Regions from separate parts of the Homo sapiens genome. Here region 2 is linked to region 1. Evidence: chromatin contacts called from ENCODE Hi-C or POLR2A ChIA-PET data. All regions are on one chromosome and are shown on one strand. The core of a region is the stretch at or near the end of the contact, and the rest is flanking DNA. Distances in the headings are between cores, read along the strand shown.

The links. Hi-C counts contacts between places; a loop is a spot of excess contacts on that map. ChIA-PET counts read pairs that join two places held with the same protein, here RNA polymerase II (POLR2A). Pooled maps may share reads with other maps.
Region 2: a loop to region 1 is called in a pooled map, with 6 times the contacts of the local background. The contact joins the enhancer-like site here to the promoter of SLC27A2 in region 1. A Hi-C loop is called at or near these places in 1 of 37 single-sample maps with no recorded cell type and 9 of 50 pooled maps. POLR2A ChIA-PET finds 5 or more read pairs at or near these places in 1 of 52 experiments (activated naive CD4-positive, alpha-beta T cell).

Annotation. Positions count from the first base shown.
Region 1 is chr15:50,179,771-50,183,897 of GRCh38, reverse strand. SLC27A2 (solute carrier family 27 member 2) reads right to left here and starts at 1,702. Exons shown (of 10, transcript NM_003645.4): 1 at 993-1,702. The coding sequence starts at 1,470. It also overlaps a transcript of ATP8B4 not described here. RefSeq lists silencers at 1,101-1,200, 1,471-1,810.
Region 2 is chr15:50,884,277-50,888,403 of GRCh38, reverse strand. No RefSeq gene overlaps it. Among named protein-coding and RNA genes, the nearest start is that of AP4E1, 22 kb to the left of the region's middle. RefSeq lists an enhancer at 4,018-4,127. Within about 2 kb of position 2,448, at least 26 of the 41 ENCODE cell types and tissues checked have a DNase peak (open chromatin) inside an H3K27ac peak, as active enhancers do.

The DNA.
Region 1 (4,127 bases), core at 453-2,952:
GATAGTGATATGTTATCTCCCGGGGTAATAAAAGCATCTACTATAGGGCTTAGCACAGAAATGCATTCTAGAAAGCTGAGGCTCCTCGGCTCCCTCGACCCCTACCCTGTCACCCAGGTCTTTCAGCCCACTCCTGTGTAGGCCTCTTCTTACTGACTGAGAGAAGGAACCCTTGGTCCTTATTCAAGTGCAGAGACAAGCTCTCTGGGAGGGGAAAGCCATCAGCCCTGTGAGTAACAGGTTCTCTGTCACTTCCTGACCTTGTCATCACTTAAGTTACTGTTTCAAGTCTGGCTGAAATGTGGCAGGAGCTAACCACAGAACTGAAAGGGTCACTATTGTGATAGATGCAGTGGGGGCTCACAACGGTCCTGTAGCAGATCCCCAGTATCTTCTCCCTGGGGATCAGGTGGGGTCACCTTTGTTCTGCAGGGAGGGGACAGGATGCTAACAGCAGTTGAGAGCTGGAAGCAACATTGAAGCCTGCCTCATTAGAGAGGAGCAAACCAAGGGACAGAGAGGAGAAGTGACTTTCCCATGATCACACAGCCAGTCAAGCAGCAGAGGTGAGAAGAGCCCCTCTGGATCCACTAGAGTTCGCACTCAAGATCCTCTGCATTTTAATGCAGATGTTATAAGTATTGATTAAGAGCTTGGAATTTGGAGATAGATGGCTGGGCATGAGGCTTCACCTCTCAGGACCTCAGTGGTCTCATCTATAAAAGTCCTATAACAAAGCCTACCCATTGTGAGGATTAAAAACCACACTGCCTGTAGAGTGCTTAACACAGAACCTAGCACATTATCAGCTTCCACAACAGGTGGTCCTAAAAGATCATTATTTGCGATTCAAGGAAACACTGCCAACCTTTTTCTATACCTACAGTTCCGATCTGAACCTCCCTCTGCGAACCCCTTATGCCACGCTGTGGCTCGTCAGTCAAGGCGCCGAGAAGCCCTGGTGCCAGGGCAGGGCGATCCTCGGGGCTCACCTGGCGACACCAGCAGCACCTTCGCCCCGCAGCACTGGAAGCAGTGCAGCAGGGACTTCGCGCGGATGTTGTAATTGAGGCACGCCATGGCACAGCCCAGCTTCACCAGCCCCAGCCACAGCCACACGTAGGCCGGCTCGTTACCCATAAGGAGCGCCACGCAGTCTCCCTGGCGCAGGCCGAGGTGGTCGTGCAGCGCCCGGGCCACTTGATTGCTGCGCCGGTCCACCTGCGCGTAGGTGAGAGTCTCGTCGCGGAAGAGCAGAAAAGGCTTGTGTGGCGTCTGGCGCGCTTTCTCCAGGAACGCCCGCAGGATGGTGCGCGCCGGCCGCCGCTTCCCGTAGCTGCGCACCCTCCGGCCCACGGCGGCCACCTTCAAGAAGTAGCCTATGTCCTGGAAGAAGTATGGGCAGCAGAGGTTCACCAGGAGCGGCAGGAACAGCAGTCCCGCCAGGACTGTGTAGATGGCGGAAAGCATGACGGCTGCGGGGCCCTCTGTCCCAGCGAGGGCAGAGGGTTCACCCCGGGCGTGCAGCGCGGCGACTGGGCGGGCTCCGGGCGGACTGGCGGGCTGCGCCGGGGCGCACGCGGCGGGACGCCGGGCTCGCGTGAGATGAAGGGGAAGACAGAGCTCCTCCGCTGCAGGTACCGCCGCGGGCTCCGGAGCAGGTGTAGTCGTATGCGCGTTGCCGGGGGTTCCGGGCAGGACTGGCCGGCTGAGCCCGCCCCCTTGTGGGGGGCAGCCACCTGCTCTCCCGGCCCTCCCACGCGGTCCTCCCGGGGCTGGGCAGGCTGCCCTGCGGCTCACCAGGAGCCTCGGCCACTTCCCAGCTCGAGTCTGGAGGTCTGGGGTCAAGTCTGGACCTCCTCGCGTTGTGACCGAAGTACTTTACCTCTAGGAGCCACGGTTTCTTTAAATGGTGATGAGACGCGCTTAGCGGACGTTGGGAATATTAAAGGAGATATTGCAGGCGTGGGGCTATTATTTGTTACCACTAATAGAATGGCTTATGGAGATGACACTGTTATTACCGATAAAGTGCCTTATAAATGTCAGACAGTCCTATTATTTATTAATAGCGGGTACCAGGTGCCACTGCCAAACCAGAATCTCATCTCTCCTTCCTGGTCCCAAGGGCTTTCCGCCTGGTCTCTCTTTGTTTCTCAGATTTGCTTCCCAGCCCGACTGCCAGGCGGTCTCCTGTAGCGAAGGCTTCAAGGTTGAACAGAAATGCCTGTGGCAGTCACGTCCAGCTCATCCCAAGCCCTGCCAGGTGAGTGAGGGCAGGACACTCTAACCTAGTCGGCCCTGCCTGGTCGGGGGAGTCCTGATTTCGTGAAGAGCAGTGCTACACCGCACCACCTGAAATCAAGCTTTGACATTATTTTACGATTTTGTTCTGTTAAGTGATCCTGCTGTTCCCTCATGTTGAAAGTTGTCAAGTGTTGTCAGCACAGTTCACACATTTAATAAGTGGCTCTGTCAGAGAATAGTATAGTACAGAGGACATTGAGTAAGTGGTATTGGCATGACTCAAAAACCATTTCTTTTAGAGGAAATGTGAACCTTTCTTTTAATTTGCCTTAGTGCTACTTCTGTACGAAGTGAATGCTCACTACTTGCCACTGAGGAGGGTCAGGATCTAAGTAGTGTTTTATTTTCATCCTCTACTGTCCTCCTGTGTTCCTCTATCTTAATTTGATACGATAAATACAGATAATGCTTATTCCTCCCAGACACGCTGCTAGGAGCTTCCCTATGTTACATTTTGGGAGCCTGAGTTATTTTATACAGGTGGCACTTTCATGCTCATTTACAGACAAGAAAGGGAAGCTTAGGTGAATTGAGACAGCCGGTAAGTAATTCGTGGGTTTTGGAAATGGTATCTGTTTGGTCCCGGGGAACCAACTCTTAGCTTATTCTTAGTAACTATACTATGCTGTCCTCCTATTCTCTAGGTTTCTGTCCATGTCCTCTTTTTTTTTCGGTGTGTGTAAAACACACAAAAATGTTTCACATTCCCTCCAGGCCACCCCCTGCCGTTTTTTAGCCTCCTTTTCGTATCCCTAGTAACTGCGCAAGCAACCTTTCCCTTTTCCTGACTTTTTCATTTCTGATCCAGCTACCTGGTTGCATCATTTCCCTGGGGATGAGCTGGGGGCCTTCATCATCCCTGAGGAGAAAGCAGTAGAATTAACCAAAGTGAGGGCCCGACAGAAACCATTCTCATGTGCACTTCTTTCATGGTGAAGCTCAGAGCCAGCCCTTCCTTTTTCATCCCAATGCCACCCTCGTCCCTTGATGGCTAATCGCTTCTGTGTAGCCACCTGCACCCCTCTTCTCTTTTCCTTGAACAGCTACTGTCTACCCAGAGTGCTAGATTACCACAAGGGTCCACTTTTTCCCCTCTTATTCTGAGGATCACTTTAACCTCAGTTACAAGTAAAAGAAAACAAGACCCAAGCTAGCTGAAGCAGAAACAGGAATTTAAGTAGTAACTGGAGAGTCCGGGGCTAAGACATCAAGGATTTTAAATGCTGACACCTGGATCTAGTTTTGCTTTCACTATTTCTCCTCTGCACCTCCTCTGTTCTCATTCAGGCTCTCTGGTTTTTGTCCAAAGATGGCTGCCAACAGCCCTTAGGGGTACATGCTTTCTGGCTCAACTTCAGAGAGAAGTACAGGAATCTTTTTCTTAGGAGTTCTCATAAAAAAAAAAATCCCTGACTGGATTATGCGCCCATTTCTGAACCAATGTCTGTGGGTCCTGGGGAAAAAGGTGCTAGTTGTTTTAAGCCAATCAGCGCTCACCCATGGGGGTGAGAGTATAATCAATTTCACCTAGGCCATTTTGTGGAACGTTTTACGGTATTATTAAAAAGTGGGGTTAGGGAGAGTAAATTTGGGGAAGTAATTTTCAAATGTCTATAATATATACCTTGGGAGTCCCAGTGATTCCAGCTTTGAGCCTGGGATCCAGCTCTTGCTTTATCACGAGGTTAATAGATGTCTTAGTCTGTTTGGGCTGCTATAACAAAATACTGTAAGCTGGGTAGTTTATAAACAACAGAAATTTATTTCTCAGACTTCTGGAGGCAAGTCTAAGATCAAGGTGCCAGCAGATGTGGTGTTTG
Region 2 (4,127 bases), core at 1,199-3,698, 700 kb before region 1:
CACGGTGGTGCGTGCTTGTACTCCTAGCTACTCTGGAGGCTAAGGCGGAGGATCACTTGAAGCCAGGAGTTCAGGGTTACTGTGAGTTATGATCATGCCACAGCACTCCAGCCTGGATGACAGAGTGAGACCATATCTCTAAAACAAACAAGCAAAAAACTGCAGCAGGCTTTTTGGCAAAAATGAAAAATGAATCAGCTGGTCCTAAATTTTATATGTAATATCCAGGAACATTTTGAAAAAGAAGAACAAAGCTGGAAGACTTACAATACCCAGTTTCAAAACTTACTATAAACAGATAGTAATCAAGACAATGTAGTATTGGTGTAAAGATAGACATGTATAAAACTGAGAGTTCAGAAATTATGGTCCATTGATTTTTGATGAAGTAGCCAAGACATTTCAATGGAGAAAGGACCATCTTTTCAACAAATAGTATTGGGACAATTGAATATCCATATGCAAAAAAGTGAACCTAGGCTCTTACTTCACATTATATACAAAATGGAACTCAAAATGGATCTCAGACCTACATGTGAGAAGTAAAACTACAAAAGTTCTAAAAGAAAACACAGGAGAGGCCAGGCGCAGTGGTCACGCCTGTAATCCCAGCACTTTGGGAGGCCAAGGTGGGCAGATCATGAGGTCAGGAGATCAAGACCATCCTGGCTAACATGGTGAAACCCCGTCTCTACTAAAAATACAAAAAATTAGCCAGGTGTGGTGGCGGGCGCCTGTAGTCCCAGCTACTCAGGAGGCTGAGGCAGGAGAATGGTGTGACCCTGGGAGGCAGAGCTTGCAGAGAGCTGAGATCGTGCCACTGCACTCCAGCCTGGGCGCGACAGAGCGAGACTCTGTCTCAAAAAAAAAAAAAGAAAAATAGAGTTTCATATTAAAAAAGAAAACACAGGAGAAAATCTTTATGACCTTGGGCTAGGCAGAGTTCTTAAATATGACATCAAAAGCACAGTTCACAAAAATAGCTGACAAATTGGATTTTATCAAAATTAAAACTTTTGGGTTTAAAAGACATCCATAATAAATTGAAAAGATGTAGACTGAAAGAAAATATTTATAACTGATGTATGTGATAAAGGGCTTATATCCAAAATATACAAAGAACTCATAACTTAGTAATAAGAAGACTAATAATCTAATTTTAAAATGAAGTAAACATTTGAATAGACATTTCACCAAAGAGGATATGTAAATGGCTAATAATCACTTGATAAAATGCGCAACATCATTAGTCATGAGGGAAGTGCAAGTCAAAACCACAATAAGATAGCATTAACACACCCACTAAGCTATAACCAAAAAGTCAGACAATACCTAGTGATGGAGGAGTTATGGGAAAACCTTCACATATTGCTGATGAGAATATAAAATAGAACAGCCACATTGTGAAATTGTTTGGCAGTTTCTTAAAAAGCTAAATAGATTTGCCATACAACTCAGCGATTCTACTAAGTATCTACCCAAGAGAAATGAAAACATATATTCATGCAAACACTTGTATAGAAATGTTCATAGCAACATCATTCATAATAGCCAAAAACTGGAGACAACCCAAATGTTCATCAACTGATGAATGAATAAACAAAATGTAGTTTATCTATATACAATGGACTATTATTCAGCCATAAAAAGGAATGAAGTACTGACACATGCTACAACATGGGTGAACTTTGAAAACATTATGCTAAGTGAAAGAAGCCAGTCACAAAAAACTGTATAGTGTATGATTTCATTTATATGAAATGACCAGGAAAGGAAAATTTTTAGAGACAGAAAGCAGATCAGTAGTTGTCTGAAACTGAAGGTAACAAGTGAGGATTGACTGCAAATTCTCTTTTTGTTTGTTTGTTTTGTTTCTTTTTTTTTTGACTGCACATTCTCACAAGTAATTTTCTGGGTGTTAGAAATGTTCTAAAACTGGATTGTGACAGTGGTTGCACAAAGCTATCAATTTACTAAAAATTATTCACTGTACACTTATAATGGGTGAAGTCTTATGGTACATAAAATATATTTCAATAAAACTAAGAAAAAGTCTCATGAATTTCAGAAATGCTAATTTATTATTGATTGACAGCTTGCTACAGGATCTTTCTGGGGCTTAGTGACTAGAGATGCATGCAGAATTAGAAAGATAAAATAATTTGTTTAGAAAAATTAGTAGATTGAGAAGGGTTTGGTGGTGGTCAGAGAAAAACCTTGGGAATGGCAAAAAGTTAGGAAACTCTCCAGGCTGAGAAAGGCCTAGAAAAAGAGACACTGGGTGGTGTTCTGGGGACTGCAGCAGTGGGGATTTAGGCAACTTTGTATACAGTTCCACTCTCATGCCCAAGGGGGCGCCAGAGCAGCAAGCCTCAGTCGTGACTGTGGACGTTCCTAGCCCCTAATGCTGGGTCACGGTACTGCGTTCATTCAAAACCTGACCCAGGTTTTTTAGAGACGAGGACTCTCCATTTTGTTTTATTATCTTTCTTGAGAGGCGGAGGGAATTTGCCTGAAGGTGGATTCCTTTTTTTTTTTTTTTTTTTGAGACGGAGTCTCACTCTGTCGCCAGGCTAGAGTGCTGTGGCGCAATCTCGGCTCACTGCAACCTCCAACTCCCTGGTTCAAGGGATTCTCCTGCCTCCACCTCCCAAGTAGCTGGGATTACAAGCATGCGCCACCATGCCCGGCTAATTTTTGTATTTTTAGTAGAGATGCGGTTTCACTGTGTTGGCCAGGATGGTCTCGATCTCCTGACCTCGTGATCCGCCCGCTTCGGCCTCCCAAAGTGCTGGGATTACAGGCATGAGCCACCACGCCCGGCCGGTGGCTTCCTTTTAAGTCTGAAAATGCAGCAGGAAGAGCCAAGTGAGGCCCTGTGACTCTCTATGGAGAGAGGCAGTGGTTACAGCCCAAAGAGCCCTAAGAAGAGCTTTTTCAGAATGACACATACTAGTTTCTTCCCCTCCTTTCATGACTCAGGTCCACATTTCACACAGACTTTTGCCTGTGCCAGACTTGCCTCTGCCTTGACCGCTAGCCAGCAGACTGTGTCCACAGTGTTTTCCCGCTCCTGCTACCCGGTCTGAATCAGCCTGGTAAAAACATTAGCTGGAAGATATCTGTTTACTGGGTAAATTCCTCTACAACAAATACCTTTGCAATGAAAATCTCTATTTAACCAAAAGTTCTCCACAGCCCAGTTTATGTCTAACCTAGTGCAAGCAGTAATCCATGAAATAAAACTCTACTCCATACCACATATTTAGACAGTCAAGTTGAGCTACTTGTAAAGAGATTTGACCTGTAATACTTTTATTTTCCCCGAGGAGCTGGAAATATAAGTAGAGGTAAAAACAGAGTCCCCTTTGCACTTGGAGAGTATTTTCCCACATGCACTCATTTTAAAAATCCAGTTCCCAGGAAATCTTTGTAAGGACTTTTCTCAATAGTCTACCAGATCCAGGACAAGGAAGAAAGATAGGCTCCAGATTGGATAAGCAGAGACCTTCCCAGAAGGAAACAATGGGAATTTAATATTCAAGCAGGCCCTGATCCAGAGCATTATGGGAACTGACCAAGGGATCAAAAATGAATCAAGTTAAAAAGAAACTAAATAACATTCCAAAGAAGTGATAGTACTGTTGAAGCCTGAGGCTATACTCCACCGCGCCCAGCCCTGTACTAATATACTAACGAGAATCAAAACTTCAAAAACTACGTAGATCATATGACAGAATTAATTGCATCAGTAGTCCTTCTATACTGCTAAGAGCAAGGTGTTACATACAGATGATGCTCCTTGATTTACAGTAGGGTTACATCCCAAAAAACTCATCATAAGTTGAAAATATCATAAGCGGAAAATGTATTTAATACACCTAGCCTACTGAACATCATAGACTAGCCTACCTTAAAAGTCTCAGATCACTTATGTTAGCCTAGAGTTATTTTATATTAAGGCGTTGAATATCTCATGCAATTTATTGAATACTGTACTGAAAGTAAAACAAAATGGTTGTATGGGTGCTCAAGGTATGGTTTCTACTGAATGCATATCACTTTGCACCTGGTAGAGTCGAAAAATTTTAAGTTGGGGACCATCTGTACTGCTAAGAGCAGTGTTG